3 separate regions of the Homo sapiens genome follow, and all the other regions are linked to region 2. A link is a loop called in an ENCODE intact Hi-C map of the cell type or tissue named here. Cell type or tissue: mammary epithelial cell. All regions are shown on one strand. Links, peaks and the distances in the headings refer to the core of each region. The heading gives the core; the rest is flanking DNA. Region 1 holds the start of LOC105374928 (a long non-coding RNA gene). Region 2 has its middle 33 kb from the start of ERVFRD-1. Region 3 overlaps TMEM170B (transmembrane protein 170B).

Region 1 (10,476 bases), core at 3,720-8,719, 270 kb before region 2:
CACACCCACAAAATTCCGTCATGTTTTACACTGCTGACTCCCTTCTAACTCCTTCCAGCCTTTCCAAGTGTTTTTTTGGTAGTAAATACAATTTAAATATATAATTAACTTAGTAAGTAATTAATGTAATGATTATTTCAAATCTTATATTCTCATTTCATGTCACCTGGGTAAAACTAAAACTTGATTTTACAGAAACCAGTTTTTCAGAATTGATAATATCAATGGTCTTGTTTCTATTATAAATTTGTACACATAAGACTTCACAATCTTTCCCTGCTTCAAAGAGAGAAGTTAAGGTGAGTTCTTCAAATATATTAGCATTGTAATTATAATATAGAGGAAGACACAGCTTTTGAGGCCATTTAAATTTTGCTCTGTATGTCTTAATTACTTAATGAAATTCTGGGAACAAAATGGTGCAATAAAACCCAAAGTGGTGGTAGTGATTTAATTTACTATCATTTTATAAACTCTCCTAAATCTGTACAATCTAATTTGAAAGCTACTAGCCACATGTACCTGTGAAGCATTTGAAGTGCGGCTGCTATGAATTGAAACTTGCTGTAAGTGTAAAATGCACACCAGATTTCAAACACTTACTATAAAAAAATCAAAAACACCTTACTAATTTTCATATGAATTACATTTTGGAATAATATGTTGAACATATTGGGTTAAATAAAATCTATTGTTAAAGTTAATTTTACCTTTTTTATATTTTTAGTATAGCTACTAGAAAATTTAAAAGTACATATGTGGCTGGCATTATATTTCTATTGGACAAGGCTGCTCTAAAGCTTAAGAAAGCACAAAATGTTTTTGACGTAAAGCATTATTTTGTCTGATACAAGCATGGCTACCCTCCAGCTCTCTTTTGGTTTCCATTTGCATTAAATATCTTTTTTATCTTTTTCTATCCCTTCACTTTCAGTCTATGTCTGTCCTTAAAGGTCAAGTTAGTTTATTGTAGGCAGCATACAATTCAGTCTTATTTCTTTGCCCATTAACCACTCTCCTATCATTTGATAGGAGAATTTAATCCATTTACATTCAAGATAATTACTGATAGGCAAGGACTTACTACTGTCATTTTGTCGATTATTTCTGGTTGTTAATGTAATAATCTTTTGTTCTTTTCTTCCTGTCTTGCTGTCTTCCTTTGTGATTAGATTATTTTTCTCTAGTAGTATTTTTGATTTCTTACATTTTATCTTTTGTGTATCTACTATAGGTTTTTGCTTTGTGGTCACCATGAGGCTCACATATAACATCTTTTAGTTTTAATAGGCTATTTTAAGCTGATAACAACTTCATTTTGATTTCAAACAATAGCACCACACTTTTGCTCCACCCTTCTCCATTTAATGTTTTTGATGTGACAATTTACGTCTTTTTATATTGCATATTACTTAAATTATTGTAACCATTATTTTTAATAGTTTTGTCTTTTAACTTCATACAAAAGATATGTGATTTACATACCAGCACTACAGTATTAGAGTATTCTGAATTTTACTGTATTTTTTTTACCAGTGACTTTTATACATTAAAATGTTTTTCTGTCACTAGTGTTCTTTTCTTTCAGTTTGAAGAGCTCCTTTTAGCGTTTCTTATAAGATAGTTCTTGTGGTGACAAACTCCCTCAGTTTTTGTTTGTCTGGGAAAGTTTTTATATCTCTGTCATTTCTGAAGGCTAGCTGTGCAGGGTACAGTATTCTTGATTGGCAGCTTTTTTTTTCCTTCAGCACTTGGAATATATTATGCCACCCTCTTCTGACCTATAAGATTTCTAGTAAGAAATTTGCTGCTAGCCTTACTGAAATGCCCTATGTGATTTTTTTTTTTTCTCTTGCTGCTTTCAGGATCCTGTCTTTGATTTTTGACAATTTTATTATGTTTTGCTGTAGTCTTGTTTAGGTAGAATTGAATTAGAGAACTTTTGACCTTCCCATACTTGGATATTTACCTTTTTCTCCAGGTTTGGAAAGTTTTCTGCTATAAACTTTGCTTTAAATAAACTTTCTACCCCTTTGTCTTTTCTCCTTCTTGAACTCCTAAAACTTAAATATTTGCTCTTTTGATGCTGTCCCAAAAATCTCATAAGCTTTCTTCATTCCTTTTCATTGCATTTTATCCTCTGTGTATTTTAAAGTAATCTGTCTTTGATTTTGCTTGATCAATTCTGAGTCTTTCTTCTGCTTGATCAATTCTGCTGTTGACTTTTTTTTTTGCATTTTTAATTTCATTCTTTTTTCAACTAAAGAATCTATGTTTGATATTTTTTAAATGATTTTAATCTCTTATGTTGGTCATTTATTGTTCTCCTGATTTTTGTTCTGTTTTCTTGAAGTCTGTTAAACTTCCTTAAGACCATTATTTGGAATTCTTTGTCACCCATTTCATACATCTCCATTTCTTTAAGGTTGGTTACTGGTGCTTTACTTAGTTCTTTAGGTGGTGACATTTCCCTGATTGTTTTTGATCCTTGTGGTTGTACATTGGTGTCTGTGCATTTGGAGAAGTAGGTTATCTCCTACTTATTCTTTGCAGACTGGCTTTGTCTGGGAAATCCCTTCACCAGTCAGTCCCCTCAGAGATTCTAGGAATGCCATCTGTCATGGTCCACAGGTAGGCTTGCTTTTGGAATCCTTGGGCAAGCTGGCCTGGTACCTGGATCAGCAGGTAGGTGGGCCTAATGCCTGGGTCCAGGTTAGGTCTGGAGCCTGTAGCCAATGTAATATACCTGTTGACTGAGTCTGAGAGGATGTACTTGTAGCCTGGATCTGCAAGGGTGGGCCTGCAGCCTGTATCTGTGGGGTCCTGACTTGAAGCCTGGGTCCCCTGTGGCTGACCTGGCACTGGGGTAGACCTTGAGCCTGAGTATGGAGGGGCCATCCAAGTGCTGGGATGAGCCTGGTGCCTGAGACCACTAGAACCTGAGTCCACAGGGTCTGGCCTAGTGCTGGGGCAAGACTGGAGCCTCAGTCCATGTGAACAAACCTGGATCCTGGGCCTATGGGAGCTGTTTTGGAGCCTGGATCTGTAGTGTATCCTGGAACCTGGGTTTGCTGGAGCAGACCCAGGGGACCAGCTTGGAGCCTGGAGCTGGCTGGCCATGTGCTGGGGCAGGTATAGAGCCTGGAATTGCAGTTATTGGCCTGTGCCTGGAGCCACAGGATCTGGTCTGGAGTCTGAGGTTGTGGGAACCAGCCAGCACTGAGGTTTACTGAATGAGTCTGGACCCTGTGTCTGATGGAGTATGGAGCTGCATAGGCCAGCCTAGAGGGTGGAGTTTCAGAGACCAGCCTGACACTGGGCAAGCCTGGAACCTGTGTCCATGGGTGCTGGCCTGGCACTTGGGGCCAGACGTGTCAATCTGGTGTTGAGGTGGGCTTGAAGCCTGGAGCTGTGTGGACCAACGTGGCTCTGAGCTAACCTGGAACCTCAAGCTGGCCTGGTGTTGAGTGGGCCTGAAACCTGGGACTATGGGACTGGCGAGTCCTGGTTCTAGGGAAGGCCTGGAGACTCAGTCTATGAGGGCTGGCCTGGCTCTGGGGCAGACCCAAACCTTGGGGCCACTGGGGCCACTGACACTGGGACCAATCTAGAGCCTGCGACTGTTAGAGTAAGCCTGGTGGTAGAGCAGGGCCAAGGATCAAGTTCACCGAACAGCCTGGAGCTTGAGGCTGCAGGATCTTGCTGGTATTGAGGCAGGAATGGAGACTCCATCCTCAGGTACCAGCTTAAAGTCTGGGGCTGTCGGACCTGCCCAGTACTGGGTTTTACTGGTGTAGGCCTGGTGTTGGGGTTCAAGACAAAGTCCAGTGCTCACTCCCCTCTCCTTTCTTCAAGCAGAGGGTATTTCTCTCTATGCTGTGTTGCCTGGTGTTGGGGGATGGATGATGCAGGTAATGTAAAACTGTCCTTCCTACTCTCTTCAACGAGTCTTTTCTTATTTCTGTGCTACACACAGAATAGGTGCTGTTATCTGTCACCTGGTTTTCTTAGCTTTTGTGAAGGTATTTTTGTGCGTGGATAGTTATTCAGATTGAAGTTTCTATTTGGGGACAAGTATTGCAAAGTCTTATTCCACCATCTTGCTAACATCTCAACAAAGAAAGTGTTTAATTCAGTTGGCCCCAAGGAATTTTAAAGGAATTTGTATGTTATATTTACAGAAGACTCATCTAAGGAGGCATCAAGATTATATTAGTAAGTACATGCCTTATATACCCAACTCTGCTTCAAACAAGAACAATGACAGGAAAATACGAATAAGTAAAATGATATAAGCAGGTTTAAAGCAAGACAAAAATTTCTATGAACCACACCAGGCACCTGGACCGGAAAACAAGGCAGTCAGTAGTGTATACACAAATCTCTGGGCCTACTTCTGGGGCAGGAAGCAAGCAAAGACATCTGGGAATTTGGCTCATCTGAAGTAATGGTAATTAAAATTACTCTACATAAAATGGCAACAGGAATCAAGCCAGAGATTGGGATAGAAATCCCCCTAATTTAAACAAGGAAACAGAAAAGTCTTGGGAAGTTTCTGCTAATTGTTTCCTGGGAATATTGCCTCCTTGGTAGGAAATAAAACAGCCTCATTTCCAGGATCTGAAACTGACTGCTGGTTCTATGACCAAATTGGCCATAAGCCTTAGTCTTTGATATCATAATCTTTGAGGTCATAATCCTTAAATTATATGAAGTTCAAATCTGCAACATAAGACATGTTTTGGTTAAGGAGCCCCAGGAAGCTAGGTGGAGGCTATCACAAAACTAGAGAGGAAAGAGTAGGAGAGAAGAAAAACAAAAACCAAAAAGGCTTAACTGTTTCTTAAAATGAGCCTAGAAACCATAGTACCAAGATAAAGAAATGCTATGCAAAGCCAATATAAATCACCAAGAAGAAGCCGCCTTTGACTAAAGTACAAGAATAGTCTGACAAAGGCTTTTAAATAGGCACATTTAAGGTAATAAAAGAGAAGTTAAATAATATCCACTGAAAATAAGATATAAAATTGGCAAACAAAAATAAGAATAAATTAAGCAAAACAGGTAGATCTAAAAAATGTAAAAAATTTAAACACAAAAAAACAAATTTATTGGAAAAAATCTTGGTAGAGAGATTGTATAGAAAGTACAAGGGCACTACAAGATACTACTGAGGATTTCACTGGAACGCATCACAGAGACAAAGAGAAAAAAATAACAAAATAAAGGACTTGGAGGATAAACGAAAGATCTGACTTACACACGGCTAACAGAATTTCCAAAAAGGTAGAAAGGCAATATTTGAAGAGGTATTTGCTGATGCTTTTCCAGAGGTGAAGACGAGTCTTCAGAGCAAAGTCCAAGCACCCAGAGGTATAGATGGTAATTGTACAAGATAATATATGTAGTGAAACTAGAAATCATTGAAAACAAATAGAGAGGGAAACCCTTCAAAGCTACTAGACATAAAAAGACAGGTTACTTACAAAGGACTTACAGTTAAACTGACAGCAACTGTAGTTACCAGTGAGAGGTGACAATGTACTAGCAGCCCTCGTTTGCTCTTGGCGTCTCCTCGGCCTCAGCGTCCACTCCAGCCGCCCTTGAGGAGCCCTTCAGCTCGCCACTGCACTGAGGGAGCCCCTCTCTGGGCCAGCTGAGGCCGGAGCCGGCTCCCTCTGCTTGCGGCGAAGTGTGGAGGGAGAGGCGCGGGCGGGAACCGGGGCTGCGGCACGGCGCTCACGGGCCAGCGCGAGTTCCGGGTGGGCGTGGGCTCTGCAGGCCCCGCACTCAAGAGCGGCCGGTCGGCGCTGCAGGTGCTGGGCAGTGAGGGACTTAGCACCTGGACCAGCAGCTGTGGAGAGTGCTCCGGGTCCCCAAACACTGCTGGCCCACCCGCGCCACGCTCGAATTCTCACCGGGTTTCAGCCGCCTCCCAGAGGGGCAGGGCTCGGGGCCTGCAGCCCGCCATTCCCGAGCCCCCCCCATGGTGGGCTCCCGCGCGGCCCGAGCCTCCGCAACGGGCACCGCCCCCTGCTCCGTGGCGCCGGGTCCCACTGACCGCCCAAGGGCTGAGAAGCGCAGGTGCGGTGCGGCAGTGGTAGGCAGCTGCGCCCGTGACCCGGCCAAGGGATCCACTAGGTGGAGCCTAGGCAAAGCCAGTTGGGCTCTTGAGTCAAGTCCTGACTTGAAAAACTTTCATGTCTAGCTGGAGGATTGTATATGCACCAATCAGCACTCTGTGTCTAGCTAATCTGGTGGAGACTTGGAGAACTTTTGTGTCTACCTAACGGATTGTAAATGCACCAATCAGCACTCTGTGTCTAGCTCAATGTTCGTAAATGCACCAATCAATGCTCTGTGTCTAGCTAATCTAGTAGGGACTTGGAGAACTTTTGTGTTTAGCTAAAGGATTGTAAACGCACCAATCAGCACTCTGTGTCTAGCTCAGGGATTGTAAATGCACCAATCAGCACCCTGTCAAAACAGACCAATCAGCTCTCTGTAAAATGGGCCAATCAGCAGGATGTGGGTGGGGCCAAAGAAGGGAATAAAAGCAGGCTGCTCCAGCCCGGCAGTGGCAATTTGGTTGGGTGTGCTTGTACTCTGTGTAAGCTTTGTTTTTTGGTTCTTTAAAATAAATCTTGATGTTGTTGATTCTTTGGGTCAGCATTGCACTGCTCTTGTGAGCTGTAACAGTCACTGCAAAGGTCTGTAGTTTCACTCTTGAAGCCAGCAAGACCGTGAAAGGGTAATGAACAACTCCAGACACATCACCTTAAGAGCTATAACACTCATCAGGAAGGTATGCAGTTTAACTCTTGAAGCCAGCAAGACCACGAACCCACCAGAAGGAAAAAACCCTGAACCTGTCTGAACAGCTGAAGGAACAAACTCCAGACCCACAACCTTTAAGAACTGTAACACTCACTGCAAGGGTTTGCGGCTTTACCCTTTAAGTTAGGGAGACCAAGAACCCACTGATTTCAGTCACCAGAGGATTTCAGGAAAGAATCATGCTCAAAATGTTCAGTAAAATTAACTCAGACTAAAGTTTTATTCCCCAACTATGATTTAAAAAATGAGAAGAAATAGGCCAGGTGGGGTGGCTCACACCTGTAATCCCATCAGTTTGGGATGCTGAGGTGGGGTGGATCATAAGGTTGGGAGATTGAGACCGTACTGGCTAATACGGAGGAAACCTGTGTCTACTAAAAATACAAAAAATGAGCTGGGGGTGGTGGCACGTGCCTGTAGTCCCATCTACGCAGGAGGCTGAGGCAGGAGCATCGCTTGAACTTGGGAGGCAGAGGTTGCAGTGAACCGAGACCACAGCAGTGCACTCCAGCCTGGGCAACAGAGTGAGACTCCATCTCAAAAAAAAAAAAAAAAAAAAAAGACAAAGGCAACTTTAGACCTTTAGACTCTTAAAGAGCCTAGAGAGTTTACCATTAATTGATGCTCATGAGCACAAATATTAAAGGATATATTTAAGCAAAAAGAAAAGTCGACCCAGAGGGAAGGCACATAGGATACAAGAAAGAGTGGTAAACACAATATTAACAAATTGTCGGTTTATTAATTTAATGTTGACAATTTTAAAAGCTAGTTTAGCAATTTTGGGAAATCTTTAAAATCTCTAGGAGGTAGTTATTTAATAGGTAGTTAAATATACCCAGGGGTTTTGTAACATTCAGGAATTTTCTCAATAAATTTAGATGTTAGGAAAAATATTATAGTTGAAGATTAGAGATGGTAATTGAAATACCTTAAAATGATAGAAATGCTTCCAAGCCAACAGTGGGGGGTAATATTCATGAAGGATATTATTAAAAAACAGCTTTATCCAAAAGAAGGCATGGAAATACATTTTTTAAATCCAATAAAAATGGATAGTAAAAGGAAAATAGGGTAGTAGAAATAAATGCAAATATATCAGTGATTATGACAGTGAAAATGAATTAAATGCATCTGATAAATGACAGAAACTAACAGATAGAGCTTTGTAAGCTAGCTAGTTGATGTCTATAAGAAACACTAAAAATCTCCAGCACAATCAGACAGAAAGATTGAAAGTAATGGGAAAAGTGAAAACTTGCAATTAATAATTGTTAAATAAGTAGAAGGCCATTAGCCTGAGGCTGTGTTGATTCTTTGAATTCCTACATAACAAACTGCAACCTAACTTAGTGCGTAAACAAACTGAAACTTAATTTAGGAGTTCAACAAATAGCTGAGTTTCAGCCAATCACAGGCAGCCAACTCATTATGCCATGCCCAAACAGGAAAGTGCCACATCACACCAGGTTCAAATAAAGTTGAAGTTTACCTGTAACCAATCAGGTGATTTCTCTACTTTGCTTCTGTGTTCAGCCTGTAAAAGCTTGCTGCTTGCATTGCTAGGCAGAGCTCTCTGAACCCCTTCTGGCTTGAATGCTTCCTGATTCATGAATCTTTCTTTGCTCAAATAAAGTCTGCCAAATTTAATTAGTCTAAAGTTTTTATTTTAACATAAGCAAAGAAATTTTGTGTAACAATATCAGTATTAGACAAAATAGAATTTCAGACATAATGCATTAGTAAGAGTAAAGATAAGTACACATGGTAACAAAAATTGAAATTCACTAAGAGATAGGAAACACAAACATATCTGGAAAACTTTTGACATGTCTTCTTAGGTAACTCATGAGGACAAAAAGGGAAATCACAGTAAATGTTGCAAAATATTCAAATACCTACGTATTTTAAGCCTATGATTTTAGGGACATAGACATTTATGACAGAATTAAAAAATATTTACAACAGAATAAAAGTACTACCTATAAAAATGTTAGCTGTAAGTGCTTCTTAAAGGTAAACATGTAATTTTAATTAAATTAATTAATAAAGTAAATATAATTAAGTTTAAGAAAGAGCAATCTAAAGAAGTTTTAAGAAAGCAGAAATTAATAATATAGAAACAAGAGAAGCAGTAGAGAGGATGAAAAGAATCAATACCTGTTTTTTAAATGACTTCACAAAAATATAATTCACATACTAGTTCGCTCATTTAAAGTGAACAATTCAGTGATTTTTAGTATATTCACATAATTACACAACCTTACCACAATCTAATTATAGAATATGTTCATCACCCCAAAAAGAAACCCTGAGCTTCTCCTAGAAATCACTAGGCAATTAGTCACTACCTAGAGGTCACTAGGCAACCACTAATCTTTCTTTTTCCTTACACATATAGTAATAAAAATTAACAACAACAACAAAAACTTTTCACAATGAAAAGCCCAGGTGCAAGTGGCTTCACTGGTGAATTCTACCAAACATTTAAAGAAGAATGCCAACCCTTCGTAAACTTTTCCAAAAAATAAAAGATGAGAGGCTTTCTTCTATAAGACCAGTATTACCTGACACCAAAACCAAAGATATCGAAAGAAAGGAAAACTACATGCAAACTCTGTAATGTGACAAGAAATTTTGGCATCATTCAGCCTCAAAAGTCAATTCTGTCATCCAGCAGTAAGAAAGTTGACCATGAAGAACGTGCATTATATGCACGCGTCTAAGACTTCTTAATGGCGGCAAGTTTGATTTGCCCACATTGACATAGATGGGTGCATGCCCACAAGAGGGAGCCTCCAAAAATGGCAGCTGGACTTAGATTCCATGACACTATATATTCCATTCCTATTTGCACACATAGCATGTTAAAGTTTGGAAGCTCCTCCCCTTTGAAGGAAATGCACTAGTTTCATGAACGAGAGCAAGGCCACCCCATGAATAACTGTTGAACTAAGCTGTCAGGATGTATTCATTTTCACTCTCAGAGATGCTTTCCTCATTATCACCCACAGCAACTCAGTCCCCTGAGCTTTCCTCTCCACTCCTTGTCAAAGTCTCTGAGAATGTTCATTTACATTAAAGTATAATGAATAACAATACAAAAAAATATTTCAGTCAGATTATGTGCATTTCACCAAAGATTTGAGCTTAAAGCTGAAGACTGGACATTGATCTGTTATCAGACAATTTTTAAAAATTATTTTTTGGTAGAATAGAGTCTTGCTATGATGCCCAGGCTGTTCTCAAACTCCTGGACTCAAGTAATCCTCCCTTTTCAGCCTCCCAAAATGCTGGGATTACAGGCATGAGCCACCATGCCCCTCCTGTCATCAGACAAGTTGATAAGGACAAATTTAAGGGGAAAAACCTTGTGAGTACAGACAGCCTCTGATTTTCCTAGTACCTAAAAACAGTACATTTACCAAGAATCTACTTTAACTCTGATGCCAAATTCTAGGAAACTGGAAACAAAGAAGTAAGCACTCTTGGTATGCCTATTTGCATATAGCGCCTGAAATTTGTCCAGCTATACATAGAAGAGGTTCTGTAAGCAAAAAAGGTACACAAAGAAAACATATTTATCCGCAAGTCATGTTTTCTAGATGAATCTTGTGTTTCGTCCCAAAGATATATATT
Region 2 (10,476 bases), core at 3,131-8,130:
CTTCACACTGGCCCAGGAAACAGAAGAAAGGTGGCCATCTGTGCAGGGACTAGGATAAGGGGAAAATCATCCCCTGTCTAAAATAAACATTCCAGGCATCTGCCATATGTGGATGTGAAAGAATATAAACCCAGGTCACTATCTTACATCATATAAAAATAAACCCAAAATAGATTAGATACTTAAATATGAAAGTGAGATTAAAATCCTACAAGAAAATCTAAACAAGTATGAATTCACTGTAAGGGTGGCAGAGATTTTCTTAATCAAGACTACAAATCCAGGAGCTGTTTAATAAATACCAATAGAATATTTGACTCTATAAAGAATCTGCTGGGCGCGGTGGCTCACGCCTGTAAGCCCAGCACTTTGGGAGGCTGAGGCGGATGGATTGCTTGAGGCCAGGATTGCTTGAGGTCACTCTGGGCAACATAGTGACCAGCCTGACCAACATGGTGAAACCCCATCTCTATTAAATACAAAAAATTACCTGGGCGTGGTGGTGGGTGCCTGTAATCCCAGATACTTGTGAGGCTGAGGCAAGAGAATTACTTGAACCCGGGAGGCAGAGGTTGCAGTGAGCCGAGATTGCGCATTGCACTCTAGCTTGGGCAACAAGAGCGAAACTCTGTCTCAAAACAAAACAAAAACAATGGAGAGCAAAGAAACCGGGAAACATGTCGGTATAGCTCAAGAAGCTTCAACTCTTAAATATGCAACAAAAATGATAATGATGACTAATTAATGACTAATAGTAATTACTTAGTTAAAATTAAGGTGAACAAAAGTATTCAACCCCAATCACAAGAAAGGTGGATAGGATGAAACGTTTACTACCTCCTGAGGTCCTGGTGTTGAGGAGCGAACATTATTGTCTGTCTTCAGATTTTGTTGAATGAGCAACTTTGTTGAAAGAAAGAAAGAAAAGAGAAAGAAGGAAGGAAGAAAGGAAGGGAGAAAAAAGAACGAGAAAGGGAAAAAAAGTAAAAGAAAAAAGGAAAGAAAGAAAAGAGAGAAAGAAAGAAAGGCCTACCAGTGACAATCAGGCTTTTTAGATGCAGGCAACAGAAACTCACTGGGGCTGATTTAAGCAGGAAAGAGGTTTATTAGAAAGAATATTGGGCCAGGCATGGTGGTTCATGCCTGTAATACCAGCACTTTGGGAGGCTGAGGCTGGCGGATCACTTGAGCCCAGCCTGGGCAACATGGTGAAACCCCCTCTCTACTAAAAATATAAAAACTAGCTGGGCATGGTTGTGCATGCTTATAGTCCCACCTACTCAGGAGGCTGTTTGGGAGGATCAGTCAAGCCTGGGAGGCAGAGGTTGCAGCGAGCAGAGATCACACCACTGCTCTCCAGCACTGGGCAACAGAGTGAGACCCTGTCTCAAAAAAAAAGAGAGAGAGAATATTGGATATCTCACAGGATCAGTAGGAATATAGTCAAAGGAAGCACTAGTAGGACCAATACCACGGTCAGGGTGCGGAGCTGGCCTGGTGATGACACGACAGCCCTCACCTCCTGCATGGCCCACACCACATCAGCACACACGCCACCCTAGAACCCCTCGGGGTGGGCAACTCAAGCCACTGCAACTGCCACTGCAGATCCGGAGCAATGTCTCTGTCAGGCAGCCTCCTGGGGCTATGAGCTGCTACCCCCTCAAGCACGGGTGGGAACATATGGCTGTAGGGACAAGGTGATGTGCTTGCACCATCGCTGCAGTGCAGGGAAGGAAACCAAGGTCTGGAATTTTATGTCTTTTTTTTTTTTTTTGAGACAAAGTCTCACTCTGTCGCCCAGGCTGGAGTGCAGTGGCACACTCTTGGCTCACTGCAGCTTCCGCCTCCCGGGTTCAAGCAATTCCAAGTAGCTGGGATTACAGGCGCATGCCACAATGCCCGGCTTTTTTTTTTTTTTTTTTTTTTTTGTATTTTTAGTAGAGATGGGGTTTCACCATGTTGGTCAGGCTGGTCTTGAACACCTGACCTTGTGATCCACCCACCTCAGCCTAATTTTCCTTTACTGAGAGAGATGGGCTTGGCCTCCCAAGACACATGAGGTGGGTAGACACACGCGTTTCCTCAAGCGATCGTCCACTGAACCACCCCAAAAAATTGACATAGGTCCACTACAACATGAAAATAATTTAAATAAGAAATCTAACTTCCTGTAGAGGAGAAGGTGAAATAAGGATAACTTAAGACAAAAGAAGATAGGAAGAGAGAGGTGCAGGGTAGTATTTGTTACCTAGGACTGCAGTAGCGAAGTACCACACACTTGGCAGCTTAGAACAACAGAATCTTGGCCAGGCGCAGTGGCTCACACCTGTAATCCCAGCACTTTGGGAGGCTGAGGCAGGCAGATCGCCTGAGGTCAGGAGTTCAAGACCAGCCTGACCAACATGGAGAAACCCCGTCTCTACTAAAAATACAAAAAAATTAGCCGGACATGGTGGCACATGCCTGTAATCCCAGCTACTTAGGAGGCTGAGGCAGGAGAATCGCTTGAACCTGGGAGGCGGAGGTTGCAGTGAGCTGAGATCGCGCCATTGCACTCCAGCCTAGGCAACAAGAGTGAAACTCCATCGCAAAAAAACAAAACAAAAAACAGAATCTTATGCTCTCACTGTCTGGAGGCCAGAAGTCTGAAATCAATGCGTGGGCAGTCTGTGGCCTTCCACGGTTTGTCAATGTCTCTGTCCTTACATGGTGTTGCCACTCTGGGGCTCTGAATTTCCCTGTTCTTATAAGGACACTAGTCATTGGATTAGGGCCCACCCTAATCCAGTATAACCTCTTCTTAATGTGATTACATCTGCAAAGACCCCATTTCCAAATAAGGTCACAGTCACAGGTTCCAGGTAGATGTGAATTTTGGAAGGACACTATTCAAGCCAGCACAAGGGGTACAGAGAGGATAGTAATCACCTGCAGGGACACATATTAAAAATACAGCTTCTTAGTCCAGACCTCCCGAGATTCTCATTCAGTGGATTTCAATAAGAAAGGGCCAAGAATCTGCACTTAGCAAGCACCCAGGTGATTCTGCATGCTGAGAACACTTGCCTAGAAGGAGGGACAAGTGAGAGATCTCCTGGAGGTGCCAATGGAAAGCCACAGGATACAGGGGACCAGGGAAGGCTGCATGGAAGAGGTGGCCCTTGAGTTAAAGGTGAGAGGTCACCAGGCAAGGTGACTGGCATTTGCAGCAGCATGGGGCAGGACTGATGGATGGATGGTGTGGGCTAGGAAGGAACCAGCCTAGAAAACAGGCCGGGGCCCTGGGCTTCTTTCTGTGTTTCATTTTTTGGTCTGGACAGGAGCAGAGGACTTGTTTTTACATGTAATCACTAATGAGTATGAGTTAACCTGACAACACTCAGTGCAAGATTTGTTATGTATTTGGGTTTGTTTTGTTTCTCAATCAAATTAAATGTGACTCTGAGTCTACTTACCAGGGTTAGTGAGACATTCAATGTAAGTCATTACTGGCAACATATCTCCCTCTCCCTAAGAGCCTGAAGGGTCCTCCACAATCCAGAAAACTTAGCAACAGCCTGCGCTCTTCAGGTTGTCAGCGCTGTCACTGAGATGCTCGTCATCCGGCCCTATGGGGTCCACCTTACTGCTCAAAGCATCACTCCCTGGGTCCAAGGTGGCCACAGAAAACATGGCTACAGTTTCCAAAGCCAGAGCTTAGCATTCAGATACCGAGTATCCGCAAGCCACCCTCATTAGAGACCTACCACCTTCCAGACTATGTGGACACGGGGTGCAGGTTTCTACTATTAACCCCTGGGAATCCAACCACATTGCTCACAGGCCACTTGCTCTTGTTAAATGCACCTTTCCTCCAAACCCTGTGCAAGTCCTCCTTGCTGGACAATCCAGATTTAGAACCCCAGTGAGCCCAAACCTGTTGAGTCCGTATGGAGTGAGGGAAAGCCAGTGCTACACCAATACTCTCTCATTAGTTTATCCAGCCAGGTATGCTCATATAAATTAGGGTTTCATCTTGTGTTTGCATTTGAATATGCGTTCATTTTCCTTTGTGCTGAATGACATACAGTGATTTGAATGCTTTAAGTATCTCCCCTTCTCTAAGCAACAAGGCAGAAGCCCAGGGTTTGCACTTATCACATCCATGGCCAAGAAATTGCACTTCAATTTCTTTACCCGTGAAGTAAGGATAAGACTTTTCCTTCCTTCCTTACCCCTCACAGAGCTGTGAAGTTCAATGAAGGCAGTATACGCGAAAGGAGTTTGCAAATGAGAGGTACTTCAACACAAAGCTTTACTATTTTAGGCCGGGCACAGTGGCTCACGCCTGTAATCCCAGCACTTTGCAAGGCCGAGGCAGGCAGATCACCTGAGGTCAGGAGTTCGAGACCAGCCTGGCCAATATGGTGAAACCTCATCTCTACTAAAAATACAAAAATTAGCCAGGAGTGGTGGCTCATGCCTATAGTCCCAGCTACTCTGGAGGCTGGGGCAGGAGAATCACTTGAACCTGGGAGGTGGAGGTTGCAGTGAGCCAGGATCACACCACTGTACTCCAGCCTGGGCACAGAACAAGACTCCGTCTCAAAACAAAATTAAAAAAAAAAAATAAACTTTATTATTTTCAAAACATCTCACCAAAGGTAGGGTTTCTCTGACTCCAACAAATAAATATGTGAGCCTTTGAATCAATCATCCTCTCCTCACTCATTTTCTGAAATGATTTGCTTTCTGGAGTTCTACACAGGGAGATAAAATTCAAATGCTATTTGGGAGCGCTCCTTTTCTCTCCAACTTCAAGCCTTCATCAGTAGGTGTCAGAGAGACTGTAAATATTGTCCCCTGACTTGGCTTTAGAGGGAGAAAAAAGATGCCCCTGTGTGGCCAGAACAATCCTGGTTTGTATCTGTTGTCCTGGCCCAATGATGTATAGTCCACTCTCCTCCCATTCACTCTCAAGTGCTCCAGTTTGATCAACAGCTTCTATGCTCGCCCCAGCCGCTTTAGGTAAAGAAGGCTAGGTAAAATGCCTATGACACAAAACAGGGTGCCACATAATTACCAAACAAATTTCCATCCAGTGACACCCTTCTAAAGGAGCACACCCCTGACCAGACCGGAATAGAAGGCGTCCTCACCTGCCAACTCTTGAAAACTGTCGCCACCTCGTGGTCACAAGCTGCTGTTCCAGCAGCACTGGACAGGATCCTTTGACCTTTGCAGAAGAGATGAAGGAGTGAAATGGACACAGAAGATGCAGAATTAGGGGGCTTGAAAAATATGTATCTCATTAACATACACTTTTGTGTTTGCTGATTAAAGAAAATCGCCACTTTCAGGAGATTCTCATTAGGCAGGAATAAGGCATCTTTTATATTTTACACTCTCAGATTCCAATAAAAAGATTGCAGGCTAAAATGTTATTTTGATATAAGTTCTACTTTATATTGAAATATTGTTTAATTAATTCAACATAGTGGGAATGGTGGCACTTAATTTAAAAAAATCCACCAACAAATGTTCAATTCTTGTCTGGGATCAGGCCACTGAGGGAAAGGAAGACTTCTCTGTGACAGTTTGTCTTTCCAGACAAACTCTTTGTCTGGAAAGGGGGCTGTGTTCAAAGAACACTTCCCTGAGAAAGTGATTTGTGTGCTGAAATTGAAAGAAGGACTGGAAGATAAGGAGAGAGAAGGCAAGTTTGTGAGTGAGGGGCACGGCCAGTGGAAGGATCCAGTGAGTAGGGTGGGGATGTCTGAGTGAGGACAGCATGTTTGCGCAACTGAACGATGACTCATGTGGCCATGAGCATGTAGAGTAAGAGGATGACGAGGCAGCAAATGAAGCCGTGCAGCATGTCACCGGCATGTCGAAGCTTTTCTACCTTTTTTCTAGGAGCAATGGGAACCTATTCACATGTTCTAAGCAAGAAGACAAATTTGAGTTGTGAAAAGCTCATTCTCGGTAACGATAAGAGAAAATACTAAAGATGGGCTGTAGTGATTTGAAACAGCCACTACTGCAGTGGCCCAAGTGAGCATTATCATGGTAGGGAATAACCGATATATGCTGGGCACACTTCTAGATGCTTTGTGTATTGACTCATTTAAGCCTTACAAAAGCCCTATGAGATAGGTACTACTATTAATACCCATTTTACAGATGAAAAAAGAGGCATACAGAAGTCTAATTTCACAGACCACAATTTATGTCTAATTTTATGACCACTACATTACCTGGCCTACAGACAGTAATAAGAAAATGGAAGAAAGTATATGGTTTCAAGAGCTACTTCAGAAGAAAAATCAACAAGACCTGATGATGTGCTGGATATAGGACATCAGAGAGTATCAAGAATGATACCCAGGCTGACGACTTAAGCCACTGGATAGGGACACTGGAGGAACACCAGGTTTGGAGAAAGTCATAAGCTTGACCTTGCAGATGCTGAGTTTAACCAGTGTTTAACTGACTGAGAAGGCAGTTGGCTCAAGAGATAGAAATATGGAGCCAGGCACAGTGGCTCCTGCCTGTAATCCCGGCACTTCGGGAGGCCAAGGTGGGTGGATCACCTGAGGTCAGGATTTCAAGACCAGCCTGGCCAACATGGTAAAACCCCATCTCTACTAAAAATACAAATATTAGCTGGGCGTGGTGGTGCAGCCTGTAGTCCCAGCTATTTGGGAGGCTGAGGCAGGAGAATTGCTTGAACCCGGGAGGCGGAGGTTGCAGTCAGCTGAGATTATGCCACCGTACTCCAGCCTGAACAAAAGAGCGAGACTGTCTCAAAAAAAAAAAAAAAAGAAGAAGAAGAAGAAGAAAGAAGGAGAGGGAGAAGATGAAGAAGAAGAAGAGGAGGAGGAGGAGGAAGAGGAAGAGGAAGAAGAAGAAGAAGAAGGTTTCTACACTTAAAAAGATGAATAAGGAGAAGGGAGGGGGACAGTGAAGTTACTGATTTCTTACTATATATTAATATGCTTGATGGGTATTTTAAAAATTAATCCTATGAGATAGATATTATCATTCCCATTTAGCAGACCAGGAAACAGGGAGGTTAAATAAATTTCCAACTGTCAAGTTATAGCATTTGGATGGGATCTCAGTTCTTCTGACTGAGATCCTAAGATCTGGATTGGCCATTTCCACTGGTCTTACGCGCACCTGGGATTATGCCCAAACTGTCCCCTCAAATACATTCCACCCCAGTGTCCAGCAGTGATTCACCATTGACTAATCCTTGTCTTTCACTTCCTGTATCTAACCAATTATCAAAACCTGTCAAATTGACTCCCATCAGTATCTCTTCAATTTGTCCCCACTACCACCAGCCTTGCAGACTCATGTCATCTTTTGCATAAACTACTGCAATAGCCTCCTGTTGGCACAATTTCTTCGAAAGTCGGATCCAAGCAACATCACTCTACAATATATGTCAGTTGAACACTTGCTCTTCAAGTTTTTTCTTTATTTTGCTTCTAGCACCTTACTATCCTTCATGTATATTCCAGTTCTCTTACCAGTCCTTCTCAGAGTCCTTAATGAACTTCTTTCACCAGTCTCTTTAAGAAATTTTTACCAACCTCTTTGAGAAATACCAATGTTCTTTAGAGGCCTGAGTCTCAGTCTGTTTTGTATTGCTATAAAGGAATGCCTGAGACTGGGTAATTTCTTTCTTTCTTGTTTTTTTTTTTTTTTGAGACGGAGTCTCGCTCTGTCGCCAGGCTGGAGAGCAGTGGCGCAATCTCGGCTCACTGCAACCTCCACCTCCCAGGTTCAAGTGATTCTCCTGCCTCAGCCTCCCAAGTAGCTGGGACTACAGGTGTGCACCACCACGCCCAGCTGATTTTTGTATTTTTAGTGGAGACAGGGTTTCACCACGTTGGCCAGGATGGTCTCCATCTCTTGACCTCGTGATCTGCCCACCTTGGCCTCCCAAAGTGCTGGGATTACAGGCGTGAGCCACTGCCCCCAGCCTCTTTTTTTTTTTTTCTTTCTTTTTAAAAAAAGGTTTATTTGGCTCTTGACTTGACTGGCTGGAAGACTGGACATCTGGTGAGGAACTCAGGCTGCTTCCATTCATGGCAGAAGGTGAAGGGGAGCCTGCATGTGCAGGATTGCATGGAGAAGAGGAAGCAGGGGTTGGGGAGGAACTGCCAGGCTTTATTTAACAACTAGCTCTCTTGGGAACTAATACAGCAAGAACTCACTCGCTACTGAGAGAATGGCACCAAGCCTTTCGTGAGGGATCTTCCCCTATGATCCAAACACTTCCTGCTAGGCCCCACCACCAACACTGGGAATCAAATGTCAACATGAGGTTTAGCGGGGACAAATATCCACACTGTTAACAGCCTTAGTTCTTTTTGTGCTGCTATAACAGAATACCTGAGACTGGGTGATTTATAAAGGACAGAAATTTATTTCTCACAATTCTGGAGGCTGAGAAGTCCAAGATCAAGGTGCTGGCAGGTTCGGTCTCTGGTTCCAAGATGGCATCTCCTTGCTATATCCTCCGCAGAGGAAGAACACTGTGTCCTCATATGGAAGAAAAGAGAGCCCACACCTGCGGATCACCTGAGGTCAGGAGTTCGAGACCAGCCTGGCCAATGTGGTGAAACCCTGTCTCTACTAAAAATACAAAAATTAGCGGGGCATGGTGGAGGGCACCTGTAATCCCAGTTACTCGGGAGGCCGAGGCAGGAGAATCGCTTGAACCCGGGAGGCAGAGGTTGCAGTGAGCCAAGATCGTGCCACTGCTCTCCAGCCTGGGAGACAGAGTGAGACTCCATCTCAAAAAATAAAAAAAAGGGATCCCATGCCTGAAAGCCTTTTTTATAGTGACATTAATCCATTCATGAGATCAGGGCCCTCATGACCTGAACACCTCCCATTAGGCCCCACCTCCCAACCCTATTGCATAAAGTTTCCAACACATGAATTTTTGGAGGGAACAAAAACATTCAAACCACAGCAGTGTCACCTTGGGTCTCTTCTTATTCCACCCCCCTACCCTGGGGAATCCTATTTTTGCATACAGCTTCAAATGCATACACATAGTGATAACACTGAGTCTGTGTTTTCAATCCATGTCCCTCATACTATTTGTACAACTGGTTATTTCTGTCTACGTAATATCATATAAGCACCTGAAATTCAAATATGGTATGCCCAAAACTGGACTCCTATCTTCCACCTCCCTATGCCCAATCCCAAACCTACTTCTCTTGCTGTATGCATCCCCCCATGTTATCAACTGCTAAATGTTGAAATCATCCTTCATTTCTCCTTCTCCTTCACAATCTAATCTCAAGTCCTATTGATTTTTCATATCCTCAAATTTCCCATGGTCATTGCTCCTTTCCAGTCTGCCATTAGTTTTGTTTTCTTGCTTGGACCAGTTAAGAGACATCCTGTTTCCATCGTGCCTCCAACCAGTCCTCCTCCTTGCAGTTAGCACGAGCAACTAGTGCAGATGCCTGGAAGATTAGTCGACTACTCAACATATGTTAAATAAGCAAATCAGTGCTCTCTGTTTAAAATAGTTTAGTAGTCTCTGTCCCATATGACATGAACTTCAAAGCCTTTGCCACTGCACACAAAGTCTTTTTGTGACCTAGACTGTACATCTCTATTGTCAAAACAGTGGACCCCCACCCCCACCCCCGGACACGTGCATTCTCTATTTCAGGAATGACCAACTATCTATAGTTCTCCAAGCAAGGCACCTTCCCATGACACTGCCTGTGCACATTCTTTTATCTAGAATCCTCATCCTCTACTTGGAAAACTCCAACTCCTTTCTTCAAGATTCTTAGTGAAGCTTTTGCTGTCCTTCCCTCCTTCCTCCTCTAACCCCCACAAAGTTCTTTGTAAACAGCATCATTCTTACAATCCAGCTGAATTACTTACACAAGATAAACTAATGCACTTGTAGAGATGCCCAGGGGGTGGGAGGCCAGGATGAGGAAAGAGCATTCTCGAAGCTCCCCCAGAACATTCCTCTTCCATTTTCAGGAAGTTCCCTCCTCCTTTTAAGAGCCACCAGACATAACAGACCTTAAGATAAGTCTTCCAAGTCCCTGACATGGCCCCCAAGTCATAGTTACCTTCTCCATTCCAACTGTAGCCATCATGTGGAAAATATTAGTGGCCATTCTGAGGCTCACATCATATGCTTAAAATGAGTCACTGTTCTCAGATTCCCCTTTTCTATGGCTGTATTTAGTGTCATCACTCAGAACTACTTCACCTAATTTCCATCCCAAACTTATCATACACGTCACATTCATTTTATCTTCAATTCCCTATCCCTTTCCTTTCATCCAGTTTACCAGTGCCTTACTGATCCAACTTCTCTCATGACGCAGCCCAAATTCCAGGGCCAATCTCCAGCAATCTCTAATGACCCTGCCCTTCAGACACACCTGCCTTGCAAAATCCAACCCTAGCACAATCCACTTCTTCCCATCCTAC
Region 3 (10,476 bases), core at 3,010-8,009, 430 kb before region 2:
AAGGACGGGAAGTTAAGAAAGATTATAAAACCATTTGATTATTGGTCCGTTTTAACAATTCAGAGTTTCACCCGATTATTAAAAGAAATAGTAATTTACCCAGTTACCCAAAAAGTGTTACCAAATTTCTCTGCAATCGAAATCTGCTAGAATTTCTTCAGTAATTTTCCTCGTCCCTCACATCTTAAAAACAAATAATGACTGCAGAGATTCTGATTGAGACTGAGAGAAAAATCTGTAGTGTCAAGAGTGAAGTGGTTTGAGAATATTTCAGAAATTGCTCCAGGCATCGTTACTCCCTGAATTACATAATGAACATAAATTTAAAATAATAGTATTTGAAGTTAAAAAAAAATAGGCTGGGCACGGCAGCTTACACCTGTAATCCCAGCACTTTGGGAGGCCAAGGTGGGTGGATCCCTTGAGGTCGGGAGTTTGAGACCAGCCTGACCAACATAGAGAAATCTGTCTCTACTAAAAATACAAAACTGGCCAGGCATGGTGGTGCACGCCTGTAATCCCAGCTACTCGGGAGGCTGAGGAAGGAGAATCGCTTGAACCTGGGAGGCAGAGGTTGCGGTGAGCTGAGATCATGCCATTGCACTGCAGCCTGGGCAACAAGAGCGAAACTCCGTCTCAAAAAATAAATAAATAAAAGAAACAAAATAACAGCTAGGGCTTAAGCACCCTTGGCCTGTGGAAGAAAGAACTTGGTAGACACTGAATATCGTTCTATTTTTCTACAGAATTGGCACTACACTGTAGAGCCAAGGGCCCAGGGCCGGCAGAAGAAACAGACATATAGAAGACTGAAGGGTTATATATCGCTCTTACTTTTCAAGAAGAATAATTAGCAAATAGCAGAAAGTCAATAAATCAACATGGCTGAATGAATCCAAGGGAAGTAAGTGGGAATAGATAAGGGAGTCAAGGCTGACTACCTCTCTACCCTTTTCCTATTTTAACCAGTGGTCAACAGAACTCCTAATTTAATCCTGCTTGCACTGGCCATTTCCACCACCACCAATTCACAAAAGGTTCTTAAAGATCTGCTGATTTTAAAAAGAAAAAGTGAAAAGGAGATGAAGCAAGATTATAAGAAAACGTTTTTAGTTTCTTTCCTAAAGCATATGTAAGGAAAATATAGAAATGAAACAAAATTGATGAATTTTACAAAACAACATATTCAATTGGTAATGCAATTGCAAAATGTAATTTAAAAAAATTCTAGAGACTATCAGTTGATCATTTACTGTGAAATACATACTGCTTTGCCATTCATAAACAATCTCACGTAATCCTCACAATAACTACATGAGGTATTAGTCACATTTTACGGAGTATGAACTGAGGCTCAGAGAAGTTAAGTGATTTGCTCAAGGTCAAAAAGTTGACAAGTGACAGAGTCTTAATTCAATCTGTGTTGCTGGCTTGGAGTCTCGTATTCTCTTCACTATGTCACAGCCATGATATCTCAGTTATGGAAATTCTATTTAGTGGATGAACCAGGAAAATGAGAATTTGGAGGGATAACAGGCTAACTCTCAACTAAAATCAGGAAGCAAAATGTTGTCCCAAACTTTTTAGGATTTAAAAATCATCTTGCTAGCTCTTGGTGTACTCAAGGTAAAGAATTCCATCTTGGTAATTCTTGTACTTCTTACTAGAGAAAATACTTGGTAGAGCACTTTACATAGTGGATCCACACGAAGTGTTTACAAAATAGAATTATTTGCTGTATGAGTGGCAGCCTAGGTACATCAATGTGGCAGCCACATTTTCTTCATTAGAGGTTCTTTAAAGACCTTTCCCACAACATTCTGTGATTTCAAATTATCCCGTTGCTCATATCACAAATACAAGATATACAGGCCAACTCATTTCTTTATTTCTCTCATTTAAAGTACAAACAAAACCCTTATACTTTTTTGAGCAGTGAAATGTATGCTGCAAATACTAAGAAAGTATATTGGGTAACAAACTGTAACACTGTTTGGTAAACATTAAGATCTAAAGAATAATTCTGCTCCAGGCCCTGAAGATAGCCATCATTTAGGACTTCACTTATCCTAGGCAAGGTAGGCTATTACCTTGGAACTGTCCCATGGTTCGGAAGACTGCTGGTTCTCCTTCTTTTAAAGTTTTAAGCATTATTTGCAGTTTATTTGAGGCCTCCTGACTAGCTGTGATCTATGGCATTTTTAATCAGTATGTTCAACTGTAATTAGTTTGGGCATGTAGGAGTTCCTTCTTTGGGGAGCTGATTTCACTATAAACAATATTTTATTAAACATTTTTTAAATAAAGGAGTGTCCACTATAGAGGATCCTCCCTCCCTTCTTGCATTTGTCACGAAGAAAATGTACTGCTAAATCACATACGAATTTTAACAAAGTATATAACCCAAATACATCAATAAGGACTTTTGTCATGTCCCAAACAAGGGTCTCCAGCTCTATTAAGTGAAGAAAATTTTCCCAAAATTCAAAATTTTCAAACATCCTCAAACCTATTTAAAAGATCATTACACTGAACAAATTTTCCACTAGAACATGAAAGTGTTCACTGAAAAAAAGCTTTCCAAGTAGACTGTATTCATATATAGCAGCTCTCTATATACCTATATAATGATATATACGTGTGTGTATATATATCATTAAACATTTCTTGTGTCTATAGGAAAGCTACTAACTTTTTAAAAATTTCAGCATATAAATAGCTATTAAGACAATTCACAAACTCAAACTATTCAACTGCATCTCAAAACATCAAAAGAGAGACAGTTGCACAAAATCTCAATGGAAATAACTGAAAACAGCAAAGAAACCAAAAATAACCCCTAAAATTAAAAGTATACACATACACACACAATTGATAATGTAAAGCAACTTGATAATAACTGCAGGACACTCTACAAACTAATTATTAACCGTTCAATTATACTTTCATTCTAGAGTAAAAACAATAGTTTAAATCTCTTTGGTCCACACATTAGTACATTTAATGTATCCAAGTTATTTTCTTGTTAATTTTGGATTATGAATCATGCTCCATATTACTTTACCATAACTTTCTTAAATCATAAAATAAACATATGTTAAAATAAGTATTCATTCTGGAGATCTGAAACAATTTCCACATGCTATTGGTAATTCCTCTGGAAGAATACGAATGCTTTAAATTATTGACAGAATAGCCAAAGTAAAAGAAGAACACAATTCAAGTCTGGCAGAAAAGAAAAAATCAGATTGACTTGGAAAAGTTATGCCTAAATTTAATTTGTAAAAACATCAGGAATATAAAGAACACATGAAAACAATTTCAGGCCTGTACATAATAAAAATAATCAATTTTAAGATTTACTTCAAAGATCCATGCATAGTTGCTTATTATTTTTTTAAAACAAATTTCCAAGCCAGTGTTAGTAAATCTCCCAAATTGGCTTCCATACTGAGAAAAGTACTGCCTCTCCAACTTCTCATTGGTAAGTTGTGGATATACTCTGCTTCTGGATAGAGAAAAAGTGGTATGGGTAACAAAGTTCTTAAATTTGAATGTAATATAACAAAGGCCTACTTTTATAGCAAATTGGATTAAACAGCAAGGCTACCAGGTTATTTTTGGATTATCCTTAACTTCATATTCTCTGCAATGTCTCCTTTGAGTTAGCACATTATAATTGTATCTGGTGCCAAAAAAAATCTCATTAGGAGACCAGTTCAACCCTACTTCCTATACTCTTACAATTACGTATTGCCAGAACCTCTTAAAATGTTTTATATAAAGGACATTTCCACTTTTGCTATATGCCCTCACAGATTCTTCTACTAAACTTAAATCATAACTTCATATCATAAATCAAGAACTGAACAACTGAATTACTCTAATACACGCTCAGTACTGCATTGATATGCTGAGACTAATTGCCAAATTTTAAAATTATCTACTATATTCCCCAATTTTTACTTAGCAAAATTATGATGTTGCCACATGTCCAAAGTAAAATAGTTCATTACTCTTCCTATATAACTTACTTGTTACTTATTTCTACAAATGAGGTCTTTATTTCCAGAGCCTAATTTAGGCCAGTCTCTAAAAACAGTTAATACTCCAGAATGAAAGACTGTTTATGTTTTGTCAAAAATCAAGATATATGCAACACGTAATACAATCCCACTGAGATACTAGTTATAAAGATGTTTTGTCCATGAGATACAAGGCAAAAACTTTCTTTAGAAGGGTCAAAGAATGCAACATGCATTTCAGACTTTTTTCTTACAAAAATTTTTAAGAAAATCTTCAAATTACATTTTTATGACGCACAAACTACAATCAATGTGTATGACCCTTCAAGTTTCTGAATTTGTATAAACAGAATATGGATGCATGAGAGAAGCTATTAAAAGGGTGTTACTTAAGTTGGTGAAAAGTATGCACCCTATAGAGCTACTCTGAGTTCTTAAAACAGTTGAGCTAGTCTTCAGTTAAGAAGACTTATCTTCCACATCAATTAAATAACAATAATACCTAAACATATTGAAGCCCTAAATCCCAGAAACGCGCAACATTAAAAACCAAATAATTTCTCTCATATTAAACAATTCAGTATTTAGCACTCATACGGGATTTAGTGTTACCGAACAAAAATCTTAGTACATTACCTGAATTCATGTCAAATATGTTCACAGCACTCAGCTACATCTACACTTGCAAATTGTCACATGATCAATGTTAACAAAAAGAAAAGAGTTTGGCACATATATCAATACCTCAAAACGTCCCTGTAACTTAACATAACACTGTTAGGAACGATGATTTCAACACCAATGTTAACCTGATAGGCAGCTAAACAAGGTGCTTTTTCTTGTAACTTTACATAGTGTCTTAATGCACCTTGCCTGAGACAGAGGCACATAAGGTGCAGTGCGGTAGTGCAATCACTTGAACACCAGAGGGCAATCCTTCCACACAGCTCAAGGTCTTCCTTATGCTTTGACCTGCTCAGTCCACATTCTTGCACAATTTCATTTCCACTTGTTAACAATGCCGTTTTCAGGGAATCTGTACATCTGTTTCCTTATGTGAAGTAAGACATTCCCACAGAAACCTCAAAGTGTAGCGAGGATCCTTGAAAAGGAGATGATTAATGTCAGTACAGTCTGTCCAACGCCCCATACCAGCGCTTCCAAAGGGGCCATGTTCTTCCCAGCTACTCTGTAAATGCCCGCTACTGCTGCACCTAAGGAGAAACGGGAGAAAAATGAAGGGATACAGTCACTCGTTTTATAACACACTGCATGCTGCACCTTAAGAGCTCTTTTCATTTCATCAAAACATAAGTCATCATTTTTTTCTCATTTTATCCACTTTCTATGAAAAAGTTTCCCTGTGATTGGTGAAAGTTACAACTTACCATAATACACTTAGCCACTTATTTGAAAAACAGACTTTTCTATTCAACCAAAAGATATATATTTATGGTATATGCTGCATACTTGATAGCAAATATGTTCATAAACAATGAATAATTCATTATTGCAACCTCTCACCTGGGCATTCAATTAACTAGACCTCTTTAGCATTTTTGTAAACATACAGTATAACATACTGATAATTACAAGTGATAATGCAGAAAAATAACATAATTTAATGTAATTTCTAAATTATTAATAAATATTTTAATATTAAAGGTATCTTTTCTGAATAATATGAATTCTTAAATATCATGTAAAATATAATACCTGACTAATCCATCTCACAATCTACCATACAAAATAGTTCTTGCTTTTTAAATAAACCATCCGACTCTAAGTTATTTGGAGACTAGTATCTTGACGTCTAATAAGAATGGAAAATGAACCTGACATCTATTCTAGTGAGGTTCCTTAGGTAATGTACACTTCTGAGAACGGGAGAATCTCAGTGTATGAGGAACCTCAGTGCTCATCTGATTCAACATCTGATCTTCACAGACCATCCATAATGATGTGGTATCTAAGCGGCTAACTTTAAAAGTACATTTAGGAACCATAAAGGAGGAAACATTTAAATTATAATATGCCATCCCACAGATGGAGATGGCCTGAAAACTCTTTTTCTAGAAAAACTGTCTATATATCCTAAAATGGTTAGATAAAAGAACATAAGACAAAGACGAGAAGTTATCTGAAAATACTGAATTGACAATTACAATTAAGACGGAAACCTACTCATGAAAATTAGAATATAATTTTTACTTGTCAACTTAGAAAAAAATTAGCTAAAGATTAATTATTTGTACTTCACTCAAAATCTTCCAAATAAAAGTTATTGTATTGCTCTGTAAGAGATGTAAACAGGAAAAGCAAATTACTAACCTAAGCCAAGGACTTTCATATACATGTTTTAAAATAAAAGGAAATTAAAATAGTGTACTTACCATATACTATGTATTTTGCAGGAACTTTACAAATATTATCATATTTAAATATCATACCACCCCCTCAGTATTATCACCTAATTTAAAGATGAAAAAAACAGAGGTTCAGAGAGGTTCAGTTACTAGCCCCAGGAAATACAGCAAGTACAAGAGCCGGGATTTTTCAATCCAGGTTAGTCTGGCTATAAATCCCAAAATCATTCTATCACTTCATATTTATACTAAGTGAAAATGAGAACGAAGAATTCAGAGAATGATAAAGTAGCTAATAAGCATCTCAAAACTCCTAGTAGCACCAACATTTACTTAACCAAACAATGAAATCACTTGTATAATTGGTCACATATCCAAATTTTAGGATTAGATGACATTCTTTAAAAATATTAAGTATCCTACACCTTTGTTATCAGAAATTATGTTAAAATAAACTAGAGTAATACTCTTTCTCTTTGGATTCATCCTAGATTTATATGACTATCTTCCATTTTAAAAACCACATTTTAGCCTCCATCCCTCTGATACTAAGTTTTCAATCATGATCCACAGCAAGGGGAAAATCGAAGCAATTACTAGCTCAGGCTGCCTGCGAAATGGCAAACAACTGTGTCAATTCAAACGTTGCATGCTTACATAAGGTGAGGAGCATGGGTTGTAGAGCCAGGCTCCTGGATTAAAATCCAAGCTCCACTACTTAGCAACTGTGTTACACTGGACAATCACAGCCTCCCATGCCTTGCTTCCTCCACTGTAAAATAGGTGGGCACGAAGATTAAGAGATGACACTTGTCAAGTGCTTAAAACAGTGGACGATCCTAGTATGTACTCAACAAATTTTGGCTAGTAGTCGTCATAGTAGTAAAGGATAAAGATAATTCCAATCAGTGATTCACCATTCAATAAATGGTGTTGGAATGACTGGTAGCCATTTCAAAAAAATAAATTTAGGTCCCTGCTTCACACCATTCCCCAAAATAAATTTCAGATGGATTAAATAACTAAATGTTAAAAACAAAAGTACACATCTAAACTTTAAAATGTAAGAGAATTATGTTTATGATCCTAGGAAAAGAGATCTTAAGACCACAAAAAAAGGGTAAAACCCATAAAGGTTTCACATCAATGAACAGACTGGAAAAATATTTGCTATATGCAAAACAAACTGATGATTAATATTTAGAATATAAACACACATATATACATGCATAAACACACACAATCAATACAGCATTTCTGTAATCAAACAAAAACAAAACAAATGTCCACCATCAGTTGGAGATAAACTATATGAAGTCCATACCATGAACCCATACAATTTCAAAAGGAAAATATAGATTTGTATGAACTGAAATAAAAATAACTTAGATATATCATTTAGGTAACAAAGAAAATAAAACATAAAACAATACATATTCTCTACTAGTACATACATACATATGTATGTGTGTATGTATGCGGTATGTATGTAAATATGTATGAATGAATGTAATGCATCAACAAATATCTGGCGGATACATACCAAACTGAAAATAGGGCTTACTTCTGAGAAGAGCACTAGTTTGAGAGTGTTGGTCAAAAGGGGCTTTGCTCTATCTATAATGTTTTGAGTTTTACATAATGAATATAATCATATATTACTCACGTAATAAAATTTTTAAACTCTAACTTAACTTCTATACCTAACTTGCCTAAAACACCCCTAAAATTCCAAGAAACTTTCATCTTAAATGTCAGGATATGAAAGATATTTCATTTTAAATGCCAGGATATCTTTCAATCCTATTTATCAAATAAAAATATTGGTATACAATGAAAAAGTTAAATAAACTCTTGATTTAAAATAGCAGGGCATAAATATATTATGGAATATAGTAGGAAATAACTATATTCCTTGTATGCAGCTATAACTTATTCATTTTCACTGCCATACAGAATTCCAAGTATGAATATACCACAATTTATTTATCCATTCTATGGCCAACAACATGTCTTTGTTTTCAGTCCTTTACAATCCCAAACACTGCTCCTGTGAATGTTCTTGTCTACGACCCCTAGCACACACATGCAGTCAAGAGTTTCTCCATGACCCACGGGTAAAACCAGAACTGCTCAGCCCTATGGTATGGGCCTTTTCAACTTGACTAGATAGTGCCAAATTATTTTTCTAAATTAGCTGTACCAATGTGTATTTCAGTTACTCCATATCCTCAGAGGCAGGTGACATCCTTTTTTGTTTTTTAATTTTTTTTGCCAATCTAGTGGGTAAGAGATATTATCTATCTGATTAATTTACAAATCCTTGGCAATTAATGTGATTGAGTTTCTCTTCACATATTATTAGCCATTAGGGTTTCTACTTCTATGAAATGCTTAAGTCCTTTATTCACTTTTCTACCGGGTTGTCTTTTTATAACTTGAGTCACAGGGTTTTTAAAAAATATATAGTCTAGATATTAATCTTTTTACAATTATATGAAGTTATATATTATTTTAACAAATATCTTACCCCAGTTTGTTCTTTAGTTTTCACTCTCCTTAGGGTGTCTTGCTGAACAACAGCTAGTTGAAAGAGTACATTAAGATCTTTATTTTCTTGGTGATTTATGAGGCTAATATATGCAGGCATGCAGAGAAGTGGGATAGGGTTCTTGAAATAAATAACGCATGCGGATCTGCCACTGTCAACAGTGGCAAACATGATCAATTAGAAATAAGGAAAGATCCCAAATGAAGTGGAGAAAGCAATACTGCCAAGATGATCTGAAGGTGAGTAAAATATACAAAACTACAAGAACGAAGGGGAACAGGAGAGTCATCAGCAGACAGAAAACACTGATACACAACATCAAGTGCCTGCAGATGAGCATTCCAATGAAAAGTGATGTGATCTGCCCTGTGTATTTCCTGACAGAAAGCAAATGATAGCCTGTGGTCCTAGCGACTCAGGAGGCTGAGTTGGGAGGATCACTGGAGCTCAGAAGTTCAAGGGTACAGTAAGGTATGAGTGTGTCACTGCATTCCAGCCTGGGCAGCAGAGCCAGACTCTATCTCTAAAATGGAAAAAGAAAAAAAAAAAAAAGCAAGCATATGATAAAGGTTAAGGGTGAAGAGGCACAAAGAGCTATGGGTGGAAAAACAGAAAAAAAAATAGAACAAGGTTAAGGCAAGAATTAGTTTTGATAATGTGTTGATTCTATCAGTTTGCATAGTTAGATCGAGGTTGGCAAACTACAATCCACAAATCTGGCCCACCCACCTATTTTGTACAGCATGCAGGCTAAGAATAGTTTTCACATTTTTAAAGTGATTTTTTAAAATCCAGAGATTAACATTTCATGATACATGAAAATTATATGAAATTCTGATTTTAGTGTCCATCAATAATGTTTTCTTGAAATACAGCTGCACTCATTTCTGATACTGAATTATCTTTGCATTCCAAGAATAGCAATTCCTAAGGTTCTGGTGTAGCCCTCATCTTGTTTAGCAACAAGATTACACTGACCTCTGCAAACAAGCTGTGCACAGCTTTTATTCTTTCTATTTTCTGCAGTAACTTGGATCAAATATGAACTAGTTGTTCTTGAAAGTTTGGTAGAATTCTCCTGTAAACCCCTTTGGGCCTGGAGTTTTTTGGAAGAAGGGTTTTTAATATTGCAATTGGCAAAAATAATTATTTTCCTATTCATATGTTCTATTTCCCCTTATGTCAAATTTTGACATTTTATATTTAGGTATAGCTGTTCATAAAACTATTTTATTTTTATAATTCTCTATCTTTATTATTGAGATTTAGTATTTCTTCTATTATGCTCTGTATTTTACTCTTCTGCCTTAACCCTTTTTTCTTAGTTTGCCAGCAGTCTATTCATCTTATCTCTCCAAAGAACCAGTTTTTTGTTAATCTTTCATATACCTGACTTACAAAGCTTAATAGTATTTCTCCACACCAATAAAACTAAACAATGTAATCAAAAGATATCCATGCACAATAGCCATAACAGGAGTTTGGGAATTAACTTCATAAAAAGTATACAAACTTCCTATTGAGAAAAGCATTT

Evidence for each region. A loop is a pair of places that touch in the nucleus more often than their neighbours do. Peaks named below come from ENCODE experiments on the same cell type or tissue, not always from the same donor. Only the 100,000 strongest peaks of a DNase experiment are listed, where the experiment ranks them.
Region 1: a loop joins it to region 2, with 11 times the contacts of the local background. A loop is called at or near these places in 2 of 110 quality-filtered maps.
Region 3: it touches region 2 in a loop (16-fold over the local background); 59 of 110 quality-filtered maps call a loop at or near these places.

What each region holds. Positions count from the first base shown.
Region 1 is chr6:11,412,601-11,423,076 of GRCh38, reverse strand. It overlaps LOC105374928 (a long non-coding RNA gene), which reads right to left and starts at 5,714. Exons shown (of 5, transcript NR_187824.1): 1 at 5,498-5,714. LOC105374929 (a long non-coding RNA gene) reads right to left here and starts at 5,458. Exons shown (of 3, transcript XR_926485.3): 1 at 5,261-5,458. In mammary epithelial cell, for the core only: no CTCF peak of the experiment used is centred there; DNase peaks (open chromatin) are centred at 6,776 and 8,276; H3K27ac peaks cover 2,160 bases.
Region 2 is chr6:11,139,236-11,149,711 of GRCh38, reverse strand. No RefSeq gene overlaps it. Among named protein-coding and RNA genes, the nearest start is that of ERVFRD-1, 33 kb to the right of the region's middle. RefSeq lists an enhancer at 5,238-5,287. In mammary epithelial cell, for the core only: a CTCF peak has its summit at 5,169 (motif pointing left); DNase peaks (open chromatin) are centred at 3,391, 5,151 and 5,801; H3K27ac peaks cover 2,299 bases.
Region 3 is chr6:11,570,194-11,580,669 of GRCh38, reverse strand. It overlaps TMEM170B (transmembrane protein 170B), which reads right to left. Exons shown (of 3, transcript NM_001100829.3): 3 at 1-5,239. The coding sequence ends at 5,109. Among named protein-coding and RNA genes, the nearest start is that of TMEM170B, 38 kb to the right of the region's middle. In mammary epithelial cell, for the core only: a CTCF peak has its summit at 4,948 (motif pointing right); a DNase peak (open chromatin) is centred at 4,959.